Linked DNA regions of Homo sapiens: region 1 is linked to region 2. Evidence: chromatin loops called from intact Hi-C (ENCODE). Cell type or tissue: IMR-90. All regions are shown on one strand. Each heading gives the region's core, and the rest is flanking DNA. Links, peaks and the distances in the headings are about the cores only. Region 1 has its middle 120 kb from the start of SIRPA. Region 2 overlaps SNPH (syntaphilin).

Region 1 (15,235 bases), core at 3,772-11,771, 470 kb before region 2:
TGCTCCGGTACTGCTCTCTGCCCAAGGCACTGCACACAGATTACACTCTAACCTCATCAGCACAGCCTCCAAGATCAAGTCCTGCAGTTTCTCCCATGACCATCTGTTCCCTCACTCTGCTCCCACCACAGTGACCTTGCTGTGGCTCACATATGCCCAGCTCATGCCTGCCCTGCAAGTGTATTCCTCTCTCTGGAACATTCTTCTCCTAGAACTCCCTATGACTTCCACTTCCTTCATTCAGGTCTCAGCTCATAGGCCCCTCCCCAGAGAAGGCTTCCTGTGCACACGGTCCAAAATATACGCAGCTACTGTCTATCCCCTGACTTCTTTTTCTTCATACCAGTTAACCTCCCTGGAATTATACTGCCTAGGTATTCCTTTATTTTTACTATCTTGCTCACTGCTCACTTGCTCAGTGCCCCAAATGATGCCTGCCACATAATTGACACTCTATAAAGAATTGCAGGAATAAGTAAATCAATAACGAAACACATTTATTTAACACATGCATGTTCAGGGGCTATTCAGTGTTAGGGGCTGTGTGAGGCACTGAGGTCTCAGACATGGAGCAAGTGGACAAGGAAGGGTTCCTGTCCTCAAGGAGGCTGATCATCGTCTTGGGGAGACACGGACTTGTGTTCGCAGGAGGCTCAGAGTGACATGTGCAGCTTGTCAAGGGTAAGTCTAAGAAGATGGGGTGAGGGTAAAAGATCCATGGGTCCTTGCAGCAAGGAGTTGGATTTTAGGGTCATTGATGTCCTTTTTTTTTTTTTTTTTTTGAGACAGAGTCTCTCTCTGTCCCCAGGCTGGAGTGCACTGGCGCGATCTCAGCTCACTGCAACCTTTGCCTCCTGGGTTCAAGCGATTCTCTTGCCTCAGCCTCCTGAGTAACTAGGATTACAGGCGCATGCCTCCGCGCACAGCTAATTTTTGTATTTTTAGTAGAGACAGGGTTTCTCCATGTTGGTCAGGCTGGTCTCGAACTCCTGACCTCATGATCCGCCTTCCTTGGCCTCCCAAAATGCTGGGATTACAGGCATGAGCCACTGCACCTGGCCCAGTGTCCCTTTTCTGAAGAGCTAGCAACTCTCTGTCCTCTCTGGGCCCTCAGCCTGTTAGGCCAGCACAGGGGCCCATATTCATGATGAGGGCTCTTGGGTCCCCAGCTCCTATAAAAGGTTGTGCTTATAGAGTACGTGACAGCCAGTTCTTGCCGGTGCTAGAATAAGGAAGGAGACTGACGTGACTCTACTCAGAGGAAGCCAAGCCTTACCCAGTGGACGCATGGCCCAGCCTGGGCTAGCCCTGTGGGTACTTTGGCATTCCTCAGGCCACTCCTTGGAGAACCTCATCTTCTCCACTTCCCCTTCAGCCTTCCAGCCCCACAAGGCAGGCTGCCCATGGCTGCCCACCCACTGCAGCTTAGCCCTAGTGTTGCCAGTCTTCTCCTTCTGTGTAGATGGTGTGATTAAGCTGGAGGGCTGAGACAGGAGCCCTGAAGGAAGCCCACTTCCTCCAGGAAGGCTTCTCTGCTTTCTCAGTGGGATTGCTTCCTTCTGTCCCTTGCCCTGTAGCACATACCTTCCTCTTAGTCTGTTTATCCATGGATCCACCCATCCATCCACCCATCCATCCATCCACCCACCCATCCATCCATCCAACAAACATTCATCCGGCACTTATTTACACTAGTGACCAAGGACATGGTCCCTGTCCTCCAGAGCCTACAGTCTAATAAGGGAAAGAGTTATTATGCAACTAGTTTCAAGTTAACAGTTTAATTATAACTGTGATAAATGCTCTGCAAGAGAAGTATTTGAACCCACAGGGAGACATTAGGGTAGAAAAGACTTCCCTGATGAAGAATGTTTCACCCAAGACCTCACTGTCGACTATGGTAGCCAGTAGCCACACGTGACTATTGAGTGTCTGAAATGTGGCTAGTGTCACCAAGGAACTGAGGGTAGATGAATAATTTTACCAAACTTTATAAAGTAACTATTCTGTGTCAGGCCCTGCCCAGTCCAAACTAGTCTGGTTGAAAATGCCAACATTACATCTAGTTCAGCGTCCACTTCCTTCTCTCACCCCAGCCCACTGCTGCCTCCAAGTCCCTGCTGAGGGATCTGGAAGGGATGGAGGTGAAGCATTCTTTTGTCCCTCCTCCTTTCCCTGAATTGGGTCTGTCTATCATCTGGTGTGTTAGGGCCTGGGAAGGGAGATGGAAAAAGAGGGACTTCTTTTACCCAGCAATGCTCTGTTCACTATGGCTGGACTCTGGAAGCCAGCTGCCTCCTAGGGCACAGGTGTGGATTCCTAGGAGGATCCTGAATGTGTGCATGTGTGCATGCATGTGCACGTGTGTGTGCCCATGTGTGTATGCTGTGGGGGTACACAGTCTGCTGCACAGTCTCTTTTATGCATGATCTGATCCAGGTTCACAGCTCCCCGCTGGAGTCCATGCTGCAGTCTCTTACTCCTAGGCCCTCTTGCCAGTGGTCATCTCTCTTGAGTGGGATGCTCTAAGGTCGGCTCCCCCCTTTCAATGAGGGTCTCTCCATGGACCTCACCCCCTTGCCACTCTGCATGGAGGAAGCTTGAGCTGCTGCCCTGCCACCCCGTCACTCTACCCTGCTGTCTCTTTTCAGTTCCTTTTTCTCCTGCTCAGGGCAACATCAAGGTGGATCAGCAAATCCACTGTTGCTTCAGGAGACACCTGGAAAAAGAAAAGCCAGCCTCCTCCTCCTGCAGGCACGTAATATCTAGGAGTCATTTTGGGGTGCCTTGCTTGGCTGAGTAGTGGTGGGGGGTTGTGAGGTCAGGGGAGTTTCCATAACAGCCTCACCCAGGCTAGAAAACTCCTCTCTAGCCTCTCCCTCCACTTTAGCTGAGCGTACAGACCCCAAAGAGATGGGATGGCTGGGGAGCAGGCTGGGCTTGGCTGCTTTGTAATCAGTCTTGAGAACATACCTGGCCCCAAAGGTTCATTTGTTATTAGCGAGTATCTATTCTGTGCCCAGCACTGTGTGGCTGCTGGTTACAGCCATGAACAAAAAGCAGTAGTCTTCAGGGCAAATCATTTGTTTTTCATGAGGGAAATGGATAAAAACGAGTAATATACATCAGGGCTAACCATTGGAAAGCCCAGTAACGTAGGGTAAGGAAATGGAGAGAGACCAAAGGGAGAGGTTGTTTTCATAGGGAGGTCAGGGAAACTGGTGGCTGTGTTTCAAACTCATGTTTCCCCAACGTGGAGCCTAGTAGACAGTTCTGGGCCATGGGAAATCCGTGCCACCATTGTCCAAGCCCAGTTAAGCTGTGAGGCAAGGGTTGGGTTTCAAAGTCTAGGGTCTTTCTTGGTTGCACGTGGTTGTGTATGTCAAGGCTCACTTCTCAACCCTCTGGGCCCATATCTGATCCATTCTGCATTCCCAGAAGCCGTGTCTGGGCCTGGGACAGGGCAGGCTCTTGATGCTGCTTGTTCAGCATGGAGGAGCCTCCAGGACAAGGGACATCAAGGCTCAGCCTATCAGAGGCCAGCTCTGTGGCTTGAAGCTTGAGGCAGAGCTCAGCCGCTTTCTGGTTTTGCTCATGGGGAATCAGGGACAGTCGGAACCCATTAAAAGGCTCCAGATGCCTCCCTGGTTAGACACCTCAGGCCTGAAGGTTTGCAGCTTGGAAGGAGGCCGTGGCCACAGTGACCACTTCCCTCACTGTGGCTCAGGCCTCTGTTCCAGGCATGGCAGAGAATGGGGTGGGGTAGGCAGCTGGGAAGTATAAGGCCTGCTCCAGGCTGTCAGAGGCTGGTCAGTGGCTCCTGGGCTCTTTCAGGGCCTTATCCAGTGGTTGCCACCAGGAACAGACCAGGAGCACTGTGAGTCTCTCACCATGGCTACCACACCTGGGCGGGCCCTGGGCTCCCTCCTGCCCACCCTTCTGCTGGGACTCACAGGTGAGTCCTGATTCCTGCCCAGAGAGACCCTCAGGGCAGGCAAGGAGACCCCCAGGAATGACCAAATCCAGCCACTGTGTCTTTCTGAAGGAAGACTGAGGCTCAGAGGAGGTGACTGAGCTGTTTTCCTGCCAGTCAGGTGCTGTTTTGCATCTTTTCTTCAATGTAGACCTTGCGGACAAAGGGAGCTGGTGGGAGCTTGGGGGTCAGAAGAGGAAGTGACCTAAGGGTGAGGGGCTCGGGGGAGGTCAGGGGGTAAAAGAGGAGCCCACCTCCCAGTTTTCCCGATGTCAGCTCTAGTCTGGGTGGCTACCTGTTCTGGGTCAGAGAGGGTGTAAGGGTGGAAAAGACAGAGCGAGAGAAAGAAAGAGAGAGAGAGAAAAAAAAGAGAGAGAGAGAAGTCGCCAGAGTGATGGAGCCTCCGGCATTGGAGGCATGGAAGAGTCCTGGACCCAAAGTCAGACAGGCCTTCTTACCCTCCCTCTTTAGTCACTGATAGGCTGTGTGACCTTGAGCAAGTCACGAGACCTTTCTGAATCTCTGTTTCCTTTTCTGGAAAGTGAGGACAATAATACCAGCCTCCCACAGCTGAGATGTGGAAGAAAAGAAGCACACATGGCTGAAAATGTTTTCTGAACCACACGGTGCTGTGTGCAGGGTGGGTGATGAGGGCAGAGCACAGTCCAGAAGGTACCAGAGCTGTGTGCTAAGAGGACAAGTTCCTATGGCCTCCTGCGCTGCCCTCTGCCTGTCATCCTGCTTGTCATTGGTTGTTTATTTGCCTTTCACCCCCATCTGACCAGATGCTTCTCAAGGGTGGGGGTCCTGTCTGACTCATCTCTGTGGTCTCAGCACCCAGCTCTTGACCTGGTGCAGAGCAGGGGCTTAGGGAATGCTGTGAAGACTTGGGGAGTTTCTTGCTCCAGAGCTCTGCAAGGCTGTCCTTAGAAGGAGGGGTGAGTCTCATCCTGCAGTTTTCCTGGGAAAATTCTGGGAGACAGATCCCAGGTTATATCCCAGAAGCAGGAAATATTTTGTCATAGTCCTAGCTGGGTGTGAGGGTGAATGGAGCTGCTTCTCATGGAGACAGCTCCCTGTCACTGCAGGTAAGCAAGCAGACAACGGGGGTCTAGTGAAGTGTTGATGGGAGGCACCCGAGTAGGGGGGCCAACCATCCCTGTTGGGGTGATTCTTGACTTTACACTCAAGTCCTTATAAACTTACATCCACAATGGAAATCCTGATTCATCACCATTCCCTTCCTATCCCAACTTGGTCCTTCTCCAGATCTTCCCAGCTCAAAAAGTAGAGCTACCACCCACACAGCTGCTCTAGAGAAAACCTGGGAATTGTTGATCCAGAATTCATTCTGTCCCTCACCCCCCATCCCGCCCATCACTGAGTCCTGTGGGCTGTATCTTCCAAATGTGTCTCGAGCCTCCTTTTCTCACCACCCTAGTCCAGGCTACCATCACCTTGGCCTGGAGGTCTGTACCAGCTTCCCCACTGGTCTCCCTGCTTCCATTCCTGCCACGCTCCTTCCCATTCTCCACACAACAACCCCAGTTATCCTCTAAAAAATGTACATCAGACCACTTTGCCCCTCTGTTAAAGTCTCTGCTGGTTTCCCATCACTCTCAGAATAGAATCAAGATCATCACCATGGTCCCCAGGCTCTTCTCACTCTGGACCTCTTTGCCATGACACTAGGGTCCCCTACAGACTTCTCAGTTTCTCAAGCCCACCAAGCCCTTCCTGCCTGAGGTCCTTCTCTCCTGCTGTCCCCGCTGTCTGGAATGTCCTTCCTCTGTCCCTTCCCATTGCTGGCTCCTATTCATTCCTGAGTTTCAGCTCAATGATGTCACCTCCTCAAGTAATTCTTCCCCAGCTGCCCTTCTAGAATAAGTCCTCCCTGTATTCTCCATCTATGCAGTCTTTGGGTTTCCTTGATGGCACTGGGATCAGTCATAATCACATTTGCATTTGCTTGTTTTCTTATGATCAAATGCCGATATGCTGCCTGAAGACAGAATCAGACACAGCATATAGTAGGCCCCCAGGGCCTGACACAGCTCTGGTGCCACTGGTGCCTGTGGGGTGTGTCCCACTCTCAGTGTACAATCACAATTGCTCTTTCCTTAGCTGGACAGCCCTTCATCTCTCTGACTGGTCCATCTCACAGGACAAGCCCTGGAGACTCAGTGCCTTTCAACTGTACTGCTGTCCCCTTCAACTCCCAGGACTTCTCCCGGGACTTCAATGTTACGTGGTTGAAGGACAGTGATGAACATCCAGCCTCAGCTCAGCGCCTGGTGCCTGACAATGGAGGCAATGACTTCATCACCAGCAAGGCATGGGTGACACTGACCCGACAGGATGTCTCATCTGAGATCACCTGCGAAGTCACCCACAGGGCCCTGGCAGAGCCCCTGAAAACAACCATGAATCTCTCCCAAGTGCTCTGAGGTGAATGGGCAGTCAGGTGGGGTGGACATTAACCCTGGAAGCATCCAGCTTTCAGGGTTTTTGCCCAAAGCCTCATTTCATAAATGGGGAAATGAAATTCCTCATGGATTTCTGATCATGTGTATTGTGGTTATAAGCGCAGGTTCCAGGGGCTCGCTGTCTGGGTTTTAATCCTAGCTGTGCCACTTTACAACTTGTGGGATCTTGTGAGTTACTTGACTATTTAATACCAGTTTCTTTATATAACAGGAAAAAAATGAGGACCTACTTCATAGCTGTCCTGTGAAGATTAAATGAATTATTCCTTATAAAACACACATAACAGTGCCTGGCATGCAGTGACTTACTTACGAATGTTTGATCTTGTTATTATCTGGTCCCAGACTCCCTTTCTAAACATCTTTGTTCTATTAATGTCATTGTTACAGTTTTTTTTTTAAATGTTTATTATTCATTTAATAATAATGAATATCCACTGTATGCCAGACCCTGTGCTCAGTGCTGGGGATGCAGCAACGAGCAAAATAAAGTCCCTGTCGTCATGGGCATCACCTTTTACTAATTCTTAAAATTATATTTTCTGATATGAAATATTTCAAAAATACAGAATATAGCAGACACCCAGGTACCCTTACCCATATTTAATGAATATTAACATTTAGCCCTATTTGCTTTACATTACGCATACAAGAAAAAAATATTTCTTTAAAAAAAGGCGAGAGACCTTGAGGCTGTTCCCTGGGAGAGGGAAGCATGGGTGGCCACAGGCAGGGGCTGATTTCACCAGGTCTTACTTCCTATTCCTCTGTCTAGTTGTCCCCACCCTGAAGATCACCACTGAAACCTCTGGGACCCATGTACATGTGCAAGACAGAGTGAATCTCACCTGCCACGTCCTCCACTTCTATCCCGCCCACCTGCGACTCACCTGGATGGAGAACAGGAGCATGATCCAGACCCTGGTGTCCCCTCGTCCCCTCAGGCCACCAGAAATCCAGATGGGACATACTCTCTGGAGCACACGTGGCAGGCAGAGGCCACGCTGGAGGAGCGTGAGTTTGCTTGCTGGGTGGTCCACGATGAGCAGCCCCCACTCAAGGCCAACGTCACCCTGCAAGCCCAGGTGCGCAGGCAGGGGAAAGGTGGGTACAGCCTCTGGCCCAGCCCCTCTGGACATCCCCTGTGGGCAGCACGGCTGGGGAGGGTCAGAGACTCAGGGCGGCATTGGATGATGGTGAAGGAAGGAAGGATACCCGCAGCTGGTGATACAACTCTCACACATTCGCCCCCAGACTCCACTTCTCACGCCTTCCTCCACACCCTCCCCAAGAAGAAAGGGTGGGACTCCCCTTCCCTAATTCCATGCATTCTTGATGTTGAAAGTTCTCCACCTTAACACTTGACTGCAAGAAATGGCAGAGGTTAAGGACTGCTGAGCACCAAAGTGCCTTCTAGAAAGGCTATTAATCAAGACTGGCACAGTTGAAAGTTTCTGGATGGCAACTTTAAACAGAGGCCAGAATTCTGAATTCAGCTGGAAAAGAGGGTCCATGCACGGCCTTACGTAGGGTCAGGGCAGGCCCTTACACGGGGTCAGGACAGACCCTTACATGGGGTCAGGACAGGCCCTTACACGGGGTCAAACAGATCCTCCTCCTCCTTTCCCTTTCCTTTTCCCCCTCACTTTCCTTCTCCTTCCATCCTTCTCTTTTTCCTTGTCCTCTTCACTTTCTCTCTTTTTTGAGTATTTTTATATTATCTTATTATTATTTTTTTAACTTTGGTTTTAGGTCTGGGCCCATGTGCAGGTTTTTACATAGGTAAACTGTGTTGGGGGCAGTTTGGTGTACAGCCTCTGTTATTTTTTGACTTTTTAATAATAGCCATTCTGGCTGGTGTGGGATGGTATCTCATTGTGGTTTTAATTTGCATTTCTTTAATGATTAGCGATGAACATTCTTTCACATGCTTGTTTACCGCGGGTGTGTCTTCTTTTGAAAAGTAGCTGTTCACATCCTTCGCCCACTTTTTAATGGTGTTATTTTTTTACTTGTTAGTTTATTTAAGTTCCTTATAGATTGTGGATCTTCGACCTTTGTCGGATGCGCGCTTTGCGAATATTTTCTCCCATTTTGTGGGTCGTCTGTTGGCCGTGCTGATCGTTTCTCTGGCCCGCCTTGCCGCCTGGAATCTCTGCCTCCGTCTCTCGCTCACTCTTTGCGGCCTCAAACCGTTTTCTCCACAAGAGGGAGCTGTCGGCCGGCAGTTCAGACCCAGAGAGCGCGGGCGGCGCTCCTTCCGCCCGGCTGGGATGAGCTCGGGAGAATGAACTACCGGCCCAGAGGCTGGGATGAGCTCGGGAGAATGAACTACCGGCCCAGAGGCTGGGATGAGCTCGGGAGAATGAACTACCGGCCCAGAGGCTGGGATGAGCTCGGGAGAATGAATTACTGGCCCAGAGTGGGCCGGCTGGGCGGTGGGGGCGCTCAGTGTCCGAGAGGGTGGGTGGAGGTCATTAGGATCGGCCGGGCCTTGTGAGCTAGGGGTAAGCCAGCCTATGGACCCACAGCCCTCCAGAACCACGTGAAGTCAAAAAGGACAGTCCCCTGGGGGCAGTGAGGGTGGATGCCTCGGAGTATTACAGCGCAGGCCGCTGCCAGGGTAAGGGTGCCGGACCGGCAACAACAGCCCATCTTCCCACCAGGGCCCTCCACCTCGCATTCTCTCTCTCCCTGACGGAATTGGCCTCTTATCTGGCTGCTGTAAGAATTCTTAAGAGGAATGATCCCACTCAGCTTTCAGTCTCCCCGTGCCTTTTTGTCTGTTGTCCAGCAGAGAGAAGAAAAACACTCACCCAGCAGGATATACAGGTCTGGCTGAAAAACTCAAAACTGGTCCTTTCTGATCAGAAGCAAGTTACGATACTTCTTTATTGACTCATGCTGGTTTTTTCTTCTTTTATTTTTCTCTTTTGCCTGCATGCGGTATATCTGGCCCACTGCTGCAACATTAACCCCCTGGGAGCATCCTTTTGATTATATGGCTCCGCTATGCAGCTTTGTGGGGCCCCGTGGTCTGCAGGGGGAAGGGCAGCCCCTTCCTTTTCTGGCATTTAGGCCCCTTTCTATTTGGTGTTAACAAAGCATTGCAGCTATCCTTCCCCAACCTGGCCCATAAATGCCTTCATCAGCACCCTCACCTGTTACGAACTCCCCACTCTGTCTCTGTTCCTACTGGGTGACACCCGTAGAGCATTTACTGCACACTAGGCATCCTCAAATACATTATCTGATCCTACAACAGAGCCCAGAGCTAGCACAGGGACCAAGGTCTCAGAGGTTCCAAACAGCATAGCTGGGGTTAGAATGCAGGCGTGTCTGTTCAAAAATTCAATGTGTTTTTCTGCATTTTTCTTTCCTATCCTGCCCGAGAATACAAAGCTTAGTGTTATCTCAAGTCTCTTCTCAAATCTCAATTTTAAATGCTCTATTTCTGATATTTATTTCTTCCTGAATTGTGTGGTCTTATCGGTCCATACCAGTTAGTTCTCACAATTAGTATTTAAACTACAAGGGCGTTCCCAAAGTCCCCCGACCTGGGGTTTTATTCCATTTACACCCATCTTCCGTGATTAGACTCTCACATCCTTGAAGCAGGGACTGGCTCTTATGTTTCGAGGTGGCCAAACGTCGGAGTCAAACAGATCAGTGTCCCCAGCCATGTGACCTAAGACAAAACAACTCCCTTTCTTTTTTTGAGATGGAGTTTTGCTCTTATGGCCCAGGCTGGAGTGCAATGGTGTGATTTCAGTTCACTGCAATCTCTGCCTCTCGGGTTCAAGTGATTCTCCTGCCTCAGCTTCCCAAGTAGCTGGGATTACAGGCACACACCACCATGGCCAGCTAATTTTGTATTTTTAGTAGAGATGGGGTTTCACCGTGTTGGTCAGGCTGGTCTCGAACTCCTGAACTCAGGTGATCCACCTACCTCGGCCTCCCAAAGTGCTGGGTTACAGGCGTGAGCCACCACACCTGGCCGCAACTCCCTTTCTGAGTCAAGTTTTCCATTGTTGTAATGACAATTGTTATACCCACCTCAAAGAGCCCTGCTTAAGATTCCTTTCCTTGACTCCTGCTTGGCATCTGGACAATGGGGCCCATAGCAAGTTCTCTGCAGTGACTGTTTGCAGTTTCCACAGTGCCTAGCCCAGAGCTGAGCTGCAAGTAGGACAATATTAAAGGTCATTGGTTAATATAGAGCCAACTGTGCAGAAGTAGAGGCAGCTATGATGTAACAGAAAAAGGCCTTGGCTTGGAGTCAGAATTCCTGGGTTACAATGTCAGTTCTGTTCACTGTGAGGCCCTTGGATGAGTCACTAACCCTCCCTGAGCCTTTTCTTTATCTGTTAATATTAAAAATATGATTAATAATAATTCCTTGGATGGTCATTGTGAGTATATGGTGCGGAGGGCTACCGTTTATATAGTGATTACTGTGTGCTACATATTCTACACTAGTTACATCACTTAATTTATTAATTAACTCTGAGAGAAATGCAAATCAAAACCACAATTAGATACCATCTCACACCAGTCAGAATGGCAAGTATTAAAAACTCAAGAAATGACAGATGCTGGCAAGGCTGTGGAGCAATAGGAACGCTTTTACACTGTTGGTGGCAATGTAAATTAGTTCAACCATTGTGGAAGACAGTGTGGTGATTCCTCAAGGATCTAGAACCAGAAATACCATTTGACCCAGCGATCCCATTACTGGGTACATACCCAAAGGAATATAAATCATTCTATTACAAAGATACATACATGCGTATGTTCATTGCAGCACTACTCACAATAGCAAAGCAGTAAAATAAATTCCTTGACATGGAATCAATCCAAATGTCCATTGGTGATAGACTGGATAAATAAAATGTGGTACATATACCCCACGGAATACTACGCAGCCATAAAAAGGAATGAGATTGTGTCCTTTGCAGGGATGTGGATAAAGCTGGAAGCCATCATCCTCAGCAAACTAATGCAGGAAGAGAAACTCAAACACTACGTGTTCTCACTCATAAGTGGGAGCTGAACAATGAGAACACATGGACACACGGAGGAGAACAACACACACCGAGGCCTGTTGCAGCAGGTGAGGGGAAGGAGAGCATCAGGACCAAAAGCTAATGCATGCGGGGCTTAATACCTAGGTGACGGGTTGATAGGTGCAGCAAACCACCATGGCACATGTTTACCTATGCAACAAACCTGCACATTACGTACATGTATCCCAGAACTTAAAGTAAAATAAAATTTAAAAAAAGAAAGAAAAGAAAAATGTACTTCATCAAAACTAATGGCTAAATAAACAAAGGAAGTCTGAATTTAATTATACTCCAGATATCAAAATGGGATGAATAGTTGTTATAAAATTTAAGCCATTCTTCTTCTATTAAAAAAAATCGCCCCCATTTTACAGATGAAAAAACTGAGGCTCAGAGAGTTAAGTTGCTTGGGCTTCAGTGGAGAGTGGAAATGTAAACTTGGGTTGAGTGAGATCCTAAAGCCTGTGCTCCTAACCTTTTCTCCATGGTTCCAGCCTCTTCTCCATGACCCAGCCTCTGAGAAATGAGGTTTTCTTCCATTTTCAAAGACTGAGGGTAGGGCTGAGTGACAGTAAGGGGTGCCGACCCTGGAGCCTGACTACCTGGCTAAGATCCCAGCTCTGCCACTGACTGATGGACCTTAGACAAGTTACTTAGCCTGCCTGGCCTCAGTTTCCTCATCTGTGAAATGGGGATAGTAACAGCACCCACTTCTGAGGGCTGCTGTGAGAACTCAGTGACTTAGGGAAGAGCCTGTAGGCAGGGTAGGTGCCAAGTGAGTGTTCGCTATGCAGTATCTGTAGGAGTTGACCTCCTTACAAACTGCTGTTGCCCATTGCTACAGTTTCACTGTCCGGCCTCCGTTATCAGATTCAGAAACTGGTTCCTATCAGAACATAACCTTTACATCTTATGAAAGAGGAAGCAATGGGCTTCTTGGCAGATGCTGTGTATTTGTTCACACTGGGGTTCAGGCACCTCTGTGCCCTCTCATGGGAGGGGTCTATCCTTGCAGGCCAGAGTGTCCAGCCTTACAAGTTGCAAGGCCCCCTTCAGCGATCTGAGCCTGGCACAAGGATCCGATTGACCTATGCATCCTCTGGGTTCTCGACACACCAGGTTACTGTGACCTGGCTTAAAAACAAACACGAGCTCCCAAACCCCCAGACCAGCGTCCAGTACAGTGGACACACCTACAATGTGACCAGCAGTGTGCTTGTCCCGCTGATGGATGATGATGTGTTCTCCCACGTCGTTTGCCATGTGGAGCACAAGTTGACGTGGTTTTTCCAGAAAACCACTGGCCTGGACCAGTACCTCCAGGGTAAGATCTCTCTCTCTGCTCAGCTGAGGTAGTGCAGAGTTGGGGTGGGGACTTCTCTGAGCCTCAGTTTCCTCAATGAAAAATGAAGAAGAACCTTCAATGATAAGCAAGCACATCCCTTGTTTGATTGAGGCAAGAATTTAGTGAAATAATACCTGTAAAGCACGTAAGACAGTGCCTTGCTCATACTAACTACTCAGAAGTGGCAATTGTTATTATTATTATTATTTACAGCACTTCTCAGAACTCACTTCTTTCATCTGTAAAATGGAGACAGGATATCTTCTGGGAATTCAATTTTATTATTATCATTATTTTATAGGAAGAAGATTTGAAGAGCTTGGGAAACTAAATTCTAGGGCCAATGGTGTCTTTAGACGGGTTGGACCAATGCTTGGTAGATCTGTGAATTCCATGAGGTCATAAAGTATCATGCCTAGAAGAAATCTTAACCGTCATCCCATTGTTCTGACAACTGTAAAAGTCAGAGAAGGCAAGTGAGTGGTCCAAGCTTGCATAGCAGTAAAATTAATTCCTTGAATGTATATTGGACTTTAAAATCTACAAACTATATCTCTCTTCATTTTCTCATTCACAAAACAGGGGGAGAATTGTGCTATTGGGAAGTAAACACATCATGTTACATGGCAGAAAATATTGGTAGTAATGTCTCAAACATTTACAGCACGCAGACAGTAAAGCACACTCATGTGAATGGACTTCAATGCATAGAACTTCCCTATACTGTTTGTGCCATTTGTGGGTTACAGAAGGAAACTGAGGCTCAAAGAAGTGAAGGCTGCTTAAGGTTGTAAAGCCGGTGAGTGAGAAACCTTGGCATGAATTCCAGCTTCCAACTCTGCTCTATTTACCAGTTGTGGGATCTGCTGCAAGTCGCTTATGTTCTCCCATCCTCAGTATTTTTGTCTGTAAAATAGAGAAATGATAGTTCAGGGAATCTTCCTTATCTGAGTATTTATTATGTAATTCTCCTGAGCTAGGACGATGGTGTTGAGAAGCAAAAGTTATAGAAAATACAAATTTTCAAAAATAAATCGATTACATATAAAATTAGCTCCCACTCCAAGCCCCTCCCTACTCAACACTGCATGCATCTCAGGGCTGTGCTTCCTCTCATGGAAATATCTTTGTGGGTATCTTTATTTGGGTTCCCCTGAAAGCAGAGCCTGAACCCAGGACTTGGGGGTAGGTGGTTGGAGGGTGATGCTGAGAGGTTGGGATGAGGGAGCAGGGAGAGAGATACTAGCTTTGCAGGGGGTCGGCCAAGAAAGAGTGAGTTATTGAGCTGGATGGCCCTGTGGAAAACTGGGGCCCAATGACACTGGAGACCCTCTGAAGAACTGGGTGGACTATGCCTGAGAATTGTCTCATGAAGGAGGAGAGGTGGGGATGTGCCTGTAGTGGGGAGGTGGCATTTCGTGTTTACAGAGAAATCTGAGGCAGAGAAAAGGAAAGGGTTTTGGAAGCCCAAGGTGGGACTCGGTGTGAGTAGTACTGTCTTGCACCAGTGCGCTGAGGTCAGGCAGCTGGGAGAGGAGGCGTGGAGCCCAGAAACCCTCTGCTGTAGGAGGTTGGTCTTGCCTTGATTGATGTGTGGCAAACCTCACACCATTTTGTGCAAATAGAATCCATATCCATTGCAAAGTGCAAACTGAGATCTTGAAAAAGTTGTATTTCAAGAAGTTGAGGCAGGTGATATTGGGGAGCTGCAGGGATCACAGGCAAAGCCTTTGAGTGTTAAAAATGGAATCATAATAATAAGAAAAAATTCACGATGCTAATGATACTGTGGGCACTTCAAAAGAGAGCCCTTCGATTAAAAGATGCCCCTATGAAAATTGATAGAACACTCAAATAATTTCAAATGATTTTTCAAAATTACTCTTTAATGATTGTGCTATAAATGTGAGATTTGAAATGAAGGATTTGTTGGTACTATAGTATAAATTCTGGAAAAAAAATGATGCCAGCTTCCGTCCACTTCCAACAATTATTCTTATAAGAGTTGGTGCCTCTTTGCAATTATACTATATATTTATATGCAAATATAAATTAAGTAAATTTTTTAAAATTTAAATGCTTTTCAAGATGACGTTCCAACCAATTCCTTTTTTACAATTTCTATGAAATTGAGGCCTGATTTTGTATAGGCTGCTTCTAAGTGGCACCTTTTTTTTCTGACACCAAGTAGCTTCAGTGTTTACATTATTTGGTTTTGTGAGAATTGAATAAGAGAATGCATGCACACTGCCTCAAACATTGACTTTCAGGGGATGGGAGCAGTTGTCATCAGCCGTGCTCAGGCCTTTGTCCTCCCAGCACTGGCCTGGACACCAGACAGCCAGGAAAACTCACTGGCGGTTGA
Region 2 (15,235 bases), core at 2,385-10,384:
GGGGCTCCTGGGTGCCAAGTCCTTTCAGGGAAGAGATCATCAGGGAAGCTTGGCAATGCCAAAGGTATGGGAGGCTCCAGGGTTAAGGACTCAACATGGTGGGAAGAGAGGACCAGGCTTCCAGTTGCCACCCACCTCTTACTGCCTGGGTGACCTGGGCTGAGTCACCTCACCTCCCAGAGCCTGTGCCCATGCTGTTCCCCTCCCTCCTTGACTGCCTGGTGAACCCCTGTTTATCCTTCCAAACCCAGCTCAAGTTAGGGAAGCTATGGCTTCTCTGATGCCCCCAGCAAGGCTGCCTTGAGGATGTGATATCATTTGTGGGGCCTCTGTCTATATAAACGATTTGAGTCACCTCAAATCAGCATTTCAGCACCATTCTGGTGATCCAATCTCATGTGACCCCGGGAATGAAATACCACACTTGTCAGACTTCCTTGCTGGAACTATGGCTGGCCTGGGGTGGGGGCAGGTGGGGAAGAAGTGGACGGCAGATAGCGGCTCAAAGAGAGAAGGGGCCAGAACCCCACTTGCCTTATTCAGCTTAGGCTTCCATAACAAAATACCATAGGCTGGATGACTTCAACAGCAGAAATGTATATTCCCACAGCTCTGGAGGCTGGAAGCCCAAGATCAAGGTTCTGGCCAATTCAGTTTCTGGTGAGGCCTCCCTTCCTGGCTTGCAGATGGCCACCCTCTGGCTGAGTCCTTACATGGCCTTTCCTCAGTGTACTTGCTTAAAAGAGAGAGAGAAAACGAGAACACGAGAGAGATACAGCATGAGAGCGCATGCATGAGCCCTCTGTTGTCTCTTCTTATAAGGACACAAATCCTTATAAGAAGGGATTAGGACCCTGCCAGTCCTGGTGGGAACCATTCGCTGAGGGATGCAGAGGTTTCTGGGTGTCAAATAAAGTCAGTGGAGTTGAATAGCAAAGTGGTGCATGAGGACTCGGTGTCCTACCCTGCACCTGGGCCCTCTGAGGAGCGCTCATCAGTGAGTGTTCCTGGGGATACCCCACAGTCTTGGAAATAAATACCATTCCCAGGCTCCATTTCTTAATAAAAATGAGCAGCCACAGGGGAGCCAGGCAGGCATAGGGAAGCACATGTCCTCTAATGACACATTTATTCTTCCTTCTTTCCCTATCAGTTTTGTACCCAAACTTGGCAGAACTGGAAAATTATATGGGTCTTTCCCTCTCCAGCCAAGAAGTCCAGGAGAGCCTGCTTCAGATTCCAGAGGGTGACAGTGTATGTATTTGGCTTCTGCCTGCTGCGGGCGCAGAACCTCCCAATCCTCCCTTTTTCCTGGTCTTGCCATTTCAACAGACCTTCTTTCTCTCTGTGCTCGGACCTCCCCTCTCCCCAGCACTCTGCTGGCTCTGTTTCTTGATGGCACCGTTCATTTTGAGGCTTCACGAAAACCACTGTGGGCTTTCATGGTTTCAGATCTTCCCACAAGCCTTGGGGATGGAGAACCAGGGCTTGCCCTTTGACCTTGGGCCTGAGCTGGATGAGAAGGGAGGTCATTAAGCCCAGCGTGAACCTGGGGACATCAAAAGCAGGGCTGCCTGCATGGATAAACAGAGCCGAGAGGGCAGGAGCTCGTCACCCAACTCTGGTCCCCAAATTAAACAACAAGGCTCAATTCCTGCTTTCCATGGCTTCGGGGAGCAAAAGACACCATCACAGAAATATATGCCACTGAAAACATATTTACCTGTAGAACCAGTCCCCGCCTAAGCCCCTTGCCAGTTAGCTCTAGCATCCCTGCGTCCCACCTGTCAGTCTTCCTGCCAGGCTCGTCCTGAGCCGATGAAACTGAAAGTACAAACTGCAAAGTTGTCTAAGGCTGGGGAATTTCATGAAGTTCATGGATATGATGATAGAGAACTGTCACAGACACATACAAAGCCACTGCCAAAACGAGGATCTGACAGGAGGAAATCCACAAGGATGAGGCCATGTGGGACCCTGAGAAGAACTGATGGCACCCTGGGGTGTTTCTCCACAGTGGCCCCCTTCATGGTCGTGCTGTGAAAGGCAGACATGAAGCAAAGAAGGTCCTTCTGTAGGCAGCCCCACTGTCATCACTCTTTGTTCCTATAATTAAGACATAAATGCATTCAACCGTAATTTTGATAAAATATAAGATGATGAATACATTTTTATAATTTAAAATTTTGTATGTCTTTTAACTTTTTATTGTTAAACAGTAGATTCCCAGGAAGATGCAAAGTGAGTACAGAGAAGTTGTTAGTACCCTTCACCCAGTTTCCTCAATGCTTATGTTTTCCATAGCTATAGTACACTATCAAAACCAGGAGTCTTACGCGAGTACAGTGTGTCTCTAGTTCTATGTCATTTCATCAGTGTGTAGATTCATGTAACCAGTACTGCAATCCATACAGAACTAGTTCATCACCACAACCACCTCCCTCCCAGGCTGCTTCTGTATAGTTATGCCTGCCTGCTTGCCACCCTCCCTAACCCCTGGCATCCGGCCCTCTGTTTTCCATCTCTATAATTTTGTCATTTCAGAATGTTACATAAGTGGAATCGTACAGTATGTGACCATTTGAGGTTGGCTTTTTTCACTCAGCACAATACCCTCTAGATCCATCCAGGCTGTTGTGTGTGTCAATAATAGTTCATTCCTTCTTACTGCTGAGTAGTATTCCATGATGTGAATGTACCAGGGTTTGTTTAACCTGTTGAAGAATAGCTAAGTTGTTCCCAGTTTTTGGTGGTTACAAACAAAGTTATTCTTATACAGGTTTTTGTATAGACATACGTTTTCATTTCTCTAGGATAAATGCCCAAAGTGCAATTGCTAGGCTGTATGACAAATGTATGTTTAAGTTTTTTAAAGAAACTGCCACCAGGTGTGGTGGTGCATGCCTGTAATCCCAGTACTTTGGGAAGCTGAGACAGGTGGATCACTTGAGCCCAGAAGTTCGAGACCAGCCTGGGCAGCATGGTGAAATCCTATCTCTACAAAAAATACAAAAATTAGCCAGGTATGGTGGCTTGTGCCTGTAGCCCCAGCTACTCAGGAGGCTGAGGCAGGAGGATTGCTTGAGCCCAGGAGGTGGAAGCTGCAGTGAGCCAAGATCACAGCACTGCACTCCAGCCTGGGTGACAGAGTGAGACCCTGTCTCAAAAAGAAACTGCCAAACTAGTTCCTGGAGTGGCTATACCATTTTATTTTGCCGTGAGCAATACATGAGTGCTCCAGTTTCTTCATGTCTTCACCAGAATTTGGTATTATTACTATTTTATATTTTAGCCACTATGATAGGTATAATGATGGCTCATCATGGTCTTAATTTGCATTTCCCTGGCACCTGATGATGTGGACCATCTTTCCATGTGCTTATTACCATCTGTATATTCTTTCCGGTAAAATGTTTCTTCATATATTTTACTCATTTTCTAAATGGCTTGTTTTCTTCTTCTTGTTTTTTGAGACAGGGTCTTGCTCTATTGTCCAGGCTGCAGTGCAGTGGTGCGATCACGGGTCACTGCAGCCTCCACCTCCCGGGTCAGGTGATCCACCCACCTCAGCCTCCCGAGTAGCTGGGACCACAGGTGCACACCACCATGCCCAGCTAATTTCTTTTATTATTGTTATTTTTATTTTTTGCAGAGACAAGGTCTTGCTATGTTGGCCAGGCTGGGGCTTGTCTGTAGTGTTTTGGGAGTTCTTTGTGTATTCTAAAGTCCTTTGTCAGATGTGTGGTTTATGTTTTCTCTCAGTCTGTAGCTTAACAGTTCTGAATTTTGATGAGGTCCAGTTTATTGATTTTTTTTTCTTTTGTGGCTCATACTTTGTAAAGAAATATTTACCTAGCCCTAAGTCCGAAAGATTTTCTCCTTCGTATTCTTCTAAAATGGTTATAGTTTTATGTTTTGCGTTTACGTTTATGATTGAATTTGGGTTAATTTTTTTGTAAGGAGTTAGGTTTCAGTCAAAGTTCATATTTTTGCCATGGTTGCACCATTTGCTTTTTTTGTTGTTTTGTTTGTTTGTTTGTTTTGAGATGGGGTCTCACTCTGTCACCCAGGCTGGAGTGCAGTGACATGATCTTGGCTCACTGCAACCTCCGCCTCCTGGGCTCAAGCGATCCTCCCATCTCAGCCTCCTGCGTATCTGGGACCACAGGCACGTTCCAGCACACCTGGCTAATTTTTGTATTTTTGTAGAGATGAGGTTTCACCCTGTTGCCCAGGCTGGTCTTGAACTCCTGACCTCAGCTGATCTCCCTGTGTTGTCCTCCCAAAGTGCTGAGATTACAGGCATGAGCCACTGCGCCCAGCCAACACCATTTGTTGAAAGCACTCTTGCAAAAAGCAGTTGACTTTACTCATTTGAGGCTATTTCTGGATTTTCTACTTTGTTCCACTGATACTTGTCTATCCCTTCACCAGTACCACACTGTCTTGATTATTGTAGCTATATATAATAAGTCTTGAAATTTGGTGGTGATTCCTCTCGCTATTCTTTTTGTCAGAATTGTTTTAGCTATTCTAAATTCCTTTGTCTTTTCATATAAAGTTTAGACTAACCTTCCCTGGATCTGCAAAACATCTTGTAGAGATTTTGATAGAAATGGTGTTATATCTGTATATCAATTTGGTGGCAATTGACAGCTTTACTAATTCTTTCAACACGTGAATACAGAGAATCTTCCATTTATTTAGGTCTTCTTTGATATCTTTTATCAGTATTTTGTTGTTTTCAGCATACGGTTCCTGTATGTGTTTTGTTAGATTTACACGTATTTCTTTTTGTTGTTCTTGTTTTTAGGTTTTATTTTGCTTCGTTTTTGTTTTTAACAGAGATGGGGGTCTTGCTTTGTTGCCCAGGCTGGTCTTGAACTCCTGGCCTCAAGTGGTCCTCCGGCCTTGGTCTCCCAAAATGCTGGGATTACAGGAGTGAGCCACTGAGCTCGGCCTCTTTTTTTTTTTTTTTTTTTGAGTGATTGTAAGTGGTATTGTATTGTATTCCTTTTCTTTTCTTTTCCTTTCTTTTCTTTTCCTTTCCTTTCCTTTCCTTTTTTTTTTTTTTTTTTTTTTTGAGGTGGAGTCTTGCTCTGTCACCTAGGCTGGACTGAGCAGTGGCTCAGTCTTGGCTCACTGCAACCTCCACCTCCTGGGTTCATGTAATTCTCCTGCCTCAGCCACCTGAGTAGCAGGGACTACAGGTGCTTGCCACCAGCCCAGCCAATTTTTGTATTTTTAGTAGAGAGGAGGTTTCAACAGTTGCCCAGGCTAGTCTTGAACTCCTGGGCTCAAGTGATCCATCTTCCTCGGCCTCCCAAAGTGCTGGGACTACAGGCATGAGCCACCACGCCCAGCCTGGTGTTGTATTTTAAATTTCAGTTTACATGTGTTCGTTGTTAGTATACAGAAGTACAATTGAATCTTGTGTGTTAATTTTGTATCCCAGGACCTTGCTAAACTCTTTTATTTGGTCTAGGAGTTTATTTGTAGATTCTTTGGGATTTTCTAGTAGACCATCGTGCCATCTATAAATAGGAACCGTTTTATTTCTTCTCTTCTGATCTGTGTGACTCCCCCTCTTTTCTTGCCTACTGTGCTGGCTAGGTCTTCCAGTACCATCTTTAATAGTGTTGGGAGAGTGAAGTTCCTTGCCTTTTTCTGCATCATGAATTTGTATATTTTTACATTTTTCTCAAGACAAAAATCCAGTCCTTTTATCCCCTGTTGCTCACTATTTACTGTGACTTTTTCTATTTTAAGTGGGTTTTAAAGGAGGCTTTTCCTGATGCCAGTTTCCCTTGGGAAATGAAGGGCCTCTTCCTGTATCCTCGCCCCTTCCCTCCCCGTTTTCCTGGCTTTTTAAGGGCATGGACTTTGACGCCCCCTAGTGGCCGCGTGGAGCCACGTCTCCTCTCGCCCCTAGGGGAGAAGCGTGGACTGGGGACGTGGGGGGACCCGGGGACGGCTCCATCCTCCTTTCCCCATCCCTACCCCCACCCCAGTGTCTCCTGAGGCACAGGGTCCCCACGGGCCGGGCTGACCCCCTGCCCCCTGGTGTCTGCAGACAGCGGTCTCGGGCCCCGGGCCCGGCCAGATGGTGGCACCGGTAACCGGGTACAGCCTGGGCGTGCGGCGAGCTGAGATCAAGCCCGGGGTGCGCGAGATCCACCTGTGCAAGGACGAGCGCGGCAAGACCGGGCTGAGGCTGCGGAAGGTCGACCAGGTAGGGCGCGGGGGCTGGGTGGGAAGAGGAGCTCGAGCTGCACGCGCTCTCCCGCCAGGCCTCAGAGCTCAGAGGGCCCGTCCACAGTAAGGAAGGTGCAGAGCGGGCCTCCTAACCCCAGCGGCCAGGCTCTTGCCCCCAGTCCCTCCTCCCCGAGACCCGGGCGGGGCTGGTGCTGGGTTGCGCAGGGCCCTCCACTGGCCTCTCCGTGGGCTTCCGTCGCTCGGAGGAGCCTCCCTTCCCCACCTGCCCTTCGCTGCCCAGGGCATCTAGCTTCCAGGCGACGGTGTAGACAGCCGACGCCAGGGAAGCCCATGCCTTTGTGAATGGTACAGTGGAGTGTTTCGGAGTGCAGCCCCAGGCCAGGGTTGAAATCCTGACTCACCTGCTTCCTAACTATGAGGCCTAGAGTGTTTCCTCCCCGGTAAATGGGGTAACCTTGGTGCCTGCCATGCAGAGCTGTGTCCCTGGCACCCTGTAGGTTCCTGGAGTATCAGGAGGAAAACAACAGGTTGGAAGAGGGATCTGTGCCTAGGGTGGGCCAGGGACACTGACTCTGGGGCCCTGCCTCCCCCAGGGGCTCTTTGTGCAGTTGGTCCAGGCCAACACCCCTGCATCCCTTGTGGGGCTGCGCTTTGGGGACCAGCTCCTGCAGATTGACGGGCGTGACTGTGCTGGGTGGAGCTCGCACAAAGCCCATCAGGTGGTGAAGAAGGCATCAGGCGATAAGATTGTCGTGGTGGTTCGGGACAGGTGAGTAGCCAGGCCCGGGCAGCCTCTCCGTCTCACCCCAGCCATGTCCCCAGGACAGCTCACTGTCCCTCCTGCCAGGCCGTTCCAGCGGACTGTCACCATGCACAAGGACAGCATGGGCCACGTCGGCTTCGTGATCAAGAAGGGGAAGATTGTCTCTCTGGTCAAAGGGAGTTCTGCGGCCCGCAACGGGCTCCTCACCAACCACTACGTGTGTGAGGTGGACGGGCAGAATGTTATCGGGCTGAAGGTAGGCTGGTGGCCGCACCAGGGAGGGACTGCCGGGTGGTGGGAGGGCTCAGGTCTTTGGGCAGCTTGCTTACCCCACCTGAGCCTCAGCATCCTCTTCCTAAGGTTGCTGTGAGGGTTCAGTAAGACGGTGTTCGTAGGGCTGGGTGCGGTGACTCACGTCTGTAATCCCAGTGCTTTGAGAGGCCAAAGCAGGAGGATCACTAAGTCCAGGAGCACGAGACCAGCCTGGGCAATGTGAAACCCTCTTTCCACAAAAAAAACTAAAAAATTAGCCAAGCGTGGTGGTGCACACCTGTAGTCCTAGCTACTCAGGAGGCTGAGGTGGGAGGACTAATTGAGCCTGGGAGGTCAAGGATGCAGTGAGCTATGATCATGCCACTGCACTCCAGCCTGGGCAACAGAGAGAGACCCTGTCTCCAAAAAAAAAAAAAAAAGACAGTGTACCTAGAGCTCTGAGCACAGTGCCAGGCACATAGCAGGTGCTTAATACATAATAGCTATTGCTGGCTGCATGGACACCTCCTTGCTCTGTATGGCACTTTTTTTGGTATAGTGGATCATGTTCAGTAGTTTAGGAATGTTTTAGAAAATCGTTATTCAGAAATCCATGGGGTCGTGAGGTTCTTCAGAACTGGGTTTGTCCCAGCCAGCCACACTTCTTGAGATCGTTTGTCTTTTCAAAGTTTATTTCCACCTGTGGCCATCACTAGTCCTGTCTAGCACATCTTCTCACATTTATTTTCGAACAACCAAGAAAACACATAACCAGATAACATACATGTGTAATGTAAAGGTCAATAGGCTCTGAGTGAGGGCCAGAGGCTCTTCTATGGCCATAACGTTAGTGTTTGGACCACCTGGCACGCTTTGCGTAGAGACTTTTAATTTCTTGTTCTTCCCATGATCTAAGTGGTGTCTGCAGGCCCATCTCTTTTTATCAAACAAGCAAATGTAAGAGGATGTAAGAGGAGGAGGATCCTTATGGCCCTGGAGGCAGCAGGAGCCAGAGGGTGGATGGGTACGCCTAGTACCTCCCACAGGATGGGGAGGCATTTATGCTTTGAGGCCAGAACCCAAATGTGACTGTGGGCTTGGTGAGTCTCTGGGAGCCCTTGGAAGGGGGAGGAGAATCGCATTGATGAGGCCCTGTTACGCGTCAGGCTCACACCGCTGGCCTTCAAGCTGAGGGTGGGAAGAGGCATGCTCATTTGACCAAGGAGATCCTCAGGTGGGAGACCCATGTTCTCACTCAAGCAAGACCTTACCTGGGAGTCTGCTGGGACCCTCATCTGACAGGCTCGGGGTCCGAGGCAGCCCTGCCCTGCAGTCAGCCATCAGTGGTGTCCTCTAGCAGTGGCCATGCTGATCCCTCCACAGAGGGGCCTGTAGAGTTGCCCCTGGTCCCCAATCCTTAGGGTGATCGCTTACTTGCCTCCTCCCTAGGACAAAAAGATCATGGAGATTCTGGCCACGGCTGGGAACGTTGTCACCCTGACCATCATCCCCAGTGTGATCTACGAGCACATGGTCAAAAAGTAAGGCTGCACCCCTCCTCACCCCTCCTCACCCCTCCTCTGCCATCCCCTTCACCTCCCGGCCTCCCAGGTGCACCTGGCTCAGCCACTTCCACTTTCTCAGTGCTGACACAGGGCACAGGCTCAGCCAGCTCTATCCTCCCTTCCCCTCCCTCCAAGGTAGCTTGTGGCTTCTGGTGATTCGAAAGTCTTAGAACTGGGAGTGAAGGCCCACATGGGATGCACTGGCTCGGAAGGGGGTGGAGGTTGCTGGAGGGTGGAGAGAAGGAGCTGCCAACCTGGTCACTGTTGTTGCTGTATCCAGGTTGCCTCCAGTCCTGCTCCACCACACCATGGACCACTCCATCCCAGATGCCTGAAGCCACTGCAGGGCAGGGCAGGCAGGGGGGGCTTCCCGCCCTCCTGCAGCAAAGGGCAACCACCCTCGGATGATGGGTTGCAGCCGGCCTGCTGCTTAAGGTGGGGGCTGCCATGAGGGGGGCGTGTCCAGGAGGGTGACCATGGGATGGCTTATACACACAGGCCTCCTTGGAGCCTCAGACTCCAAGCTAGGCTGAGGCTCAGGCAGGGCCCACAGGCAGCCGATTCTCTTGTGCTGATTTAAATGCTGGACACGGAGGCAGGCTGTTTAAACGCTGCTTAAAGTCGCAACTGGGCCCCTTTCAAGAAATTTTGCTCTACCAGGAAAACAGTTACACATTTTAAGAGAACAGAGCTACGTTCTTTGTGAGAGCTTTTTCCTTGCCTTGACTTGCTCTTTGTCACAGACTGCATAAGTTGTCAGCCTTGACTATCTTTTGAATAAAGATTTGATTTTAAACAAAACCCTGTCCGCAAAGGTAATTGATTCCCCCAAAACTATTGAAAATAAAATAAAAAGGTAACTGAAAATTCTGGAATCCTTGGTCCCCTGACGTGCCAGGGCTGGTTTCCTCTTAAACCGTGGTGAGACCAGGGCCTTTTCTACGCGTGGCCTCTGAGAGCCATGATTTGGCTCTGCCTCTGTCACGTGCCACCTGCCAGCCTGGCGCGGGGATGACTGGAACTGGGGACAGGATGGAACTGTGGGGATGGGGTAGGACTGTGGGGCAGTGGGGCTGACAAAGGGAGCACTGGCTTTGGGGCACCCCCCGTGTGACCGTGGCTGCTTCTGCTTCTGCAAAGTGGGCATGAGAAGCCACTTTAGGGGGTGTTGGGGAAGGTGAGACGCGATGTGCTCATGGCGCCCAGCAGGGTGTGCCATGTGGGGGCAGGGGGAGGTGGCTCCAGACTCTGAGCCTGACCCCAAGAGGGCAGTGGTGCCTCAGCCCCACACAGCTCTCTGCTTCCCTGCACATCAGAGATGATCGCTGCCCACGTGGCTTTTTCCCGTGCGGGTGTTGTGACCCCTGCGCTGGAGGAAGATGGTGTGAACCCTCCCACTGCCTCCCCTTAGAGAAACCACCCAGTATAAAGAAAACAGGCCAAGGGGCTTGCTGTGTTTTCATGCTTTAATTCAGAGTTGTCTGCTGCAGGTACAACTCTGTCTGAACAAAAGGACAAAGGAGACAAGAGTCAAGATCCCTCCCCGCCTCCCCACTTCCCACATCCCCTGAATTCTTCGTGAAGGGGATGGCCTAATATGGGAATGCACTGTGACCTGTTTGCATTGTCCCCCAGGTCAGAGAGGGGGTTGTGAGTTCTCTGGGCAGAGGCCCCTGGGTAGGCCTTGGCCCCAGAACCTTGCAGTTTGTCCCACCCCTCCCCAAAGTGCTGTAAGATACCCCTGCGCTTGTGGCAATTGGGAAGGGTGTGTCAGTGAGAAGCTAAGTGATCCCCTTGGGAGAAATCTACAATAAACTCCACTCAAGCCCAGCTCTCTGTGCAGAGCCCGGGCCCCAGCGTCCGATTCCTGCCTGAGCCTGGACTGGCCGGGCAGTAGTGCCACTCTGGCCCGAGCCCTAGAACTCAGGAGAAGCCACGTCTGGCCGCTAGGCTCCAGAAGGTGGTTCCTGGGGACACTGTTCCTCAGGACCTCATCAGCTCTTGCCAGACGCTGGGGAAAGGGGAGGCCCCAAAGATTTCTGTTTCAGAGGCTGAGGGCAGGAGGAAAAGTCACAGCCCAACGGGAGGAGGTATTAGGCAGGAAGGAAAAGGGTCACTGTGGAGGGTGAGCTCTCTCAGGGGGAGGCCCCGCCCCATCTTTGCCCTCCCAGCCCCATGTGTACCCTGCCTCTTCAGGGCATGGCACCTGAGCAGCAGCTGCCGCACCTCCACCGCCTGGAGCCTCACAGGCAGCCTGCACCTTTGCATAGATGCGGGATCTGAGCACACACACATGCACTCCAGAGCTGGGCCAGGGCCACCGGCCACCACAGTCCCAGGGCCTGTCCCAGGGCTGAGTGGGGAGCTGCTCCCTCCACTGACAAGAAGAAAAGCCCATCGAAGGCCCCAGGAGAGCCCCCGAAAGAGAGGACCCTCAACACTGTGGGCCAGGGCCCTCGTGACCCACACCGGTGGTCTCAGGCCAGAACAGGAGTAGACGGCCGCTGCTGGCTACACTCACCTCCTCCACAGGCCTCAGGCCCAACCACAGCCCAGTCCTCCACAGGTGGCTTCTCTAGCAGCAGAGACAGAGTAGACTGTGGCCCCAGCCCTGTCACATCCACCAAAACACAAGACACAATAGGAAGGCCACAGACGCAAGACACAGACAGGAGCAGAGGGGCCTGAAGCTTGACTAAATTCCAGTGGTGAAAAATAGAGAGATTTTATGTTGTCAAATATAGTTCATACATTTCTTTTCTCGGCAAAGCTTTGACTATGTCTGAGGAGACTACGCAGCTCCGTGAGTGCGCGGCACAGGAGGCTGGGTCCGCAGCCAGTCCCGGCTTGGCTTTGGATTGGTTTTGTCCACTGCCCCCTCCGTGGCATGGCCACAGTGTCCTGCGGGGGCAGCCCCAGCCAGGCCTCAGGCATCTGGGTTTGGTTTGGCTGGGCTGGGGCTTATTCCACAAAGGTTGGCTGGTCTGAGGCCCTGACCAAGGCGGGGGGAGCTTTGGAGGCACAAAGCGTGTGGCAGAGGGGGCTCCTGCCCCGAGGGCTGGGCCAGCCGCCCCCTCCCAGTGCATGCAGGTGCCCCGCCTCACGTGGAGGGCACCGAGCAGAAGGGCAGAGCCCATGAGTTAGGCAATGGCTGTTGGAGCATTGGGGTGAGGGCAAGCAACCTTGGCAGATAACCAGAGTGGCCCTTAGGCCAGAGGGGCGAGTAAGACACAGGGTCCCTCCAACCCCCAGAGGTGGGGCCTAGCCTCTGAAGAGTGGGTGGGACAACCAGATGGGTGTAACCCCTGTGGGGGAAAAGGAGTGAGTTTACTTGGTAAAATAATAATGGTAATGTCAGCAGCGTGGCTGGGGGACTCAGTATGGTCCCGGGAAAAGAGTTGGGGCAGTGAACTTCCCAGGCCGACTGGCCTTGGGCTGGGAGCAGGGAGGCTGCAGGGCGCCTACCTGCTCTGCCACGCCCCTGCCTAGGAAACCTATCCCAGGACACCCTGCTTTGGCCTGGATGAACATCGTGGCTTCAGTACGCGCCATCCTGCGATTCATCCTGCCAGAATACCCCACCCTCCTCCAGAGGCAGAGAGGTTTAAGGTTTAGGAACCCTCATCTCAGACAGCAAGCAGCCACCTCACTGGAGACCCTTGGATGGCTGAGAACCAACCCCAAAGTGAACATAGTGCAAAGCAGAAGTTGGGCCCGAGGGCCCCAGAGAAACTCGGGGCAAGTTTCTGGGGGCAGTCATGGCCTCTGGCTTTTTCAGTAAGCTGTGGGTTCCTGAGTCCAGCCCTGCCTCCCAGCCTGCAGATGAGATGGCCTCACCTTGGAAGGCTGGGGGAGCCCCCTTGGGTTTCTGCCCCTGCCTCCTCTTCTTGTGCTGGTGGATTCTCCAGCTGGGAGCTGGGACTCAGGCAGGCCCTCCTACCCCAGCACTGAGCTTGCCGGGCTTAGCTACCTCACAGGAATAATGACTGACACACCCAGAAGTGCCAAGAGGAAAGGGATGACGGGAAAGCCTGGGATGAACAGACAGACACAGAACCCACACTGCCCTCCGCCACCTTGCGCCCAGCCCCGTCTCTCCTCCAGCCTGTGGCCTTGACTGAGCTCCTGAGTCCCAAGGTGGGCAGCAGTCTGGGGAGGCTGGAATGCCGGCCGGCCCAGTGGTTCTGGCCTCTGCTCTGAGCCCTGGGTCAGTGATCTGCACTTCAGGCCATGGCTGCCTCCATTTGAGGAGAGAGCACTGGCCCAGGAGCCTGGGCTGCGGGCAAGGTGGCTTGGAAGAGACGGCATGGAGTGCGCAGGGCACTGGACAGGATGGTGCAGGGCAGGGGCCTATGGGCAACTCAAGCCCGGCTTCCCCACATGAAGACAGCCAGAGACTTCCTGAGCAGGGCTGGCCCTGTCTGAAGAGCCAAGGGGACAGAGGGGCCGGGTTGGCCCTCGCTCCCTCCCCTCCCTGCAATTTGTCCAGCTGGTGTACCTCCTGCCTTGGGTCCCCCTTCCCTGCTCTCCATCGAAGCTTTGGGATGCCTTTCTCCAACCCCTGCTCCTTCCACGGGACTGTTTTAACATCTTGAAAAAAAGAAACAGTTCCACACCCAAAACTAAATAAATAAGATGATGCCCATGGGAGAAGGGAGGGGGGAACGGCATCCCTACAATCAGTGGTCAGGCCGCAGGCGCCGCTGCCAGAATGGGCCCCCTCAGAGCTGGGAGCCGCCGCCCGCTGGGCTGGGACTCGGCTGGCTCAGCGAGCGGCAGCTGATCCTGCGGATGGAGTGCAAGGCCACAGTGCAGCAGCCCCGCAGCAGGGAGCTGATGTTGTAGATGGGCTGGCCCTGGCGCCGCTGGGAGCGGCAAAGCCAGGCCACCGTGGGCACGGCCGGCACCACCACAGCCAGCAGATCCACGATGTAGTGGCGGCTCCAGTAGCTCTTGGGCTCCTTCTCAGCCACGGCAGCCTCCTCCTCCTCTTCCATGGGGCACACCACGCTCACCGACTGGCCAGGGTTGGGGTTGGCACCAGGCCGCTGTGGGGTGGGTCCACGGGTGATGGGCTCTGGGGCCTCTAGCTCATCACCCACTGTCACCACCACTGCTGAGTTGGGGTCTCTGGGCCCTGAAGGGTGGGCATCCAGCTCTGGGCACCTGTCCCCTGACTCAGGGTCTGTCCCACAGACCTGGGCCTGGGTCACTTTCTCCAGGATGGTGTCAAGGTCAGGCTGGTACTGCACGAAGTCTGTCTGGATGGCACGCTCCTGCATGCAGCTGGCCTGCACACCAGCCTCCATGCCACACAGCAGCTTCTCATAGGTGTTGCTGGCAGGGAAGCGGGGGCCCAGGCCGAAGGAGCTGTGCAGCGAGGTCTCCTCGGTGCCACAGTCCACCCCCGACGACAGCAGGCTGCTGGCTTCCAGCGCGTCCGTCCGGCTCAGTGTGTCATCGGCTGCTGCAAAGCCACTGTCTGCCCCATCCTCAGCAGAGCCGCTGGAGGGATCACCCGGCTGGCGGTCACCACAGACAGCCGGGTCACTCAGCTTGGTGTAGGTGGAGCTGCGGGTGAGGGAGCGGGCAGGGGACCCACCGGCTGACTCCCCAGTGCCATCCTCCTTGGCCATGCCATTCTGGGCCACCTCCATGCTGTGCAGCAGCGTCTCCAGCTTCTTGTTCTGGATGTTGATGTCCACGAAGTACTTCTGCAGCCCCTTGTCCTTGTCAATCAGGTTGTTCTTGACAGTGTCGATGACCTGCTTGAGCTGCTTGATCTCCTTTCGGGCCTCCTTCAGGGCCAGCTGGGCCTCCACGCGGTGGCACTCCTCCTCAATCCAGTCCTCCTGCATGCGTGACAGCTGCGTCTTCAGGTCATCAATCTCTGTGTCCCTGCGAGCCGAGGAGACACACACACGCTCACTGCCTGCCTGCCTGGTCTGTCACCGCCAAGGAGAGGCAGGGAGAGGACACTGTTGCCAAGGATGAAGGGCCCTGTGCTGCTGTGGCTCAGAACCCAAAACAGAAGGACAAACTCAATGCCTTCTTATTATAGTGGGGAGTGAGAGTGGCTGGGGAGAGGGGCTGAGGGGTGAAGACAGGAGAAGCCTCTGCCTGGAGAGAGAAGAAAGGTTGGGAGGAGACACCACTCGCATTCCCTCCCCCACCCCACCACCCCCAGAATGCCGACAACTCTCAACATTCAAATCCATCATCTAGAGAAGAGACTAGACAACAAAGATGCTCATAAGTTTTATAGCTACTGCTATAAAAACCTAATAAAATCTTAATGTGAAACAACAAAAACTAGGCAGGAAATCTCTGCTCTATAGAAAGTGATGTAGCCTCCTACTACCTACTAAAGCAGGTTGCAGAAAGTTTCAGTGGAGGAATATTTGGCCAGAGACCCCAGGGGAGAGAAATGACAGCTTTC

Evidence for each region. Peaks named below come from ENCODE experiments on the same cell type or tissue, not always from the same donor. Only the 100,000 strongest peaks of a DNase experiment are listed, where the experiment ranks them.
Region 1: a loop joins it to region 2, with 11 times the contacts of the local background. A loop is called at or near these places in 9 of 110 quality-filtered maps.

What each region holds. Positions count from the first base shown.
Region 1 is chr20:1,770,848-1,786,082 of GRCh38, reverse strand. It overlaps the pseudogene LOC100289473. Among named protein-coding and RNA genes, the nearest start is that of SIRPA, 120 kb to the left of the region's middle. In IMR-90, for the core only: a CTCF peak has its summit at 8,664 (motif pointing right); DNase peaks (open chromatin) are centred at 8,692 and 10,762; H3K4me3 peaks cover 977 bases; H3K27ac peaks cover 564 bases; H3K27me3 peaks cover 1,638 bases.
Region 2 is chr20:1,304,337-1,319,571 of GRCh38, reverse strand. SNPH (syntaphilin) reads right to left here. Exons shown (of 7, transcript NM_001318234.2): 7 at 10,245-14,694. The coding sequence ends at 13,518. It overlaps SDCBP2 (syndecan binding protein 2), which reads left to right. Exons shown (of 9, transcript NM_080489.5): 4 at 1,154-1,254; 5 at 6,074-6,232; 6 at 6,810-6,985; 7 at 7,064-7,235; 8 at 8,681-8,772; 9 at 9,077-9,663. The coding sequence ends at 9,131. FKBP1A-SDCBP2 (FKBP1A-SDCBP2 readthrough (NMD candidate)) reads left to right here. Exons shown (of 10, transcript NR_037661.1): 5 at 1,154-1,254; 6 at 6,074-6,232; 7 at 6,810-6,985; 8 at 7,064-7,235; 9 at 8,681-8,772; 10 at 9,077-9,663. Among named protein-coding and RNA genes, the nearest start is that of SDCBP2-AS1, 13 kb to the left of the region's middle. In IMR-90, for the core only: a CTCF peak has its summit at 5,893 (motif pointing left); a DNase peak (open chromatin) is centred at 5,871; H3K4me3 peaks cover 211 bases; H3K27ac peaks cover 137 bases.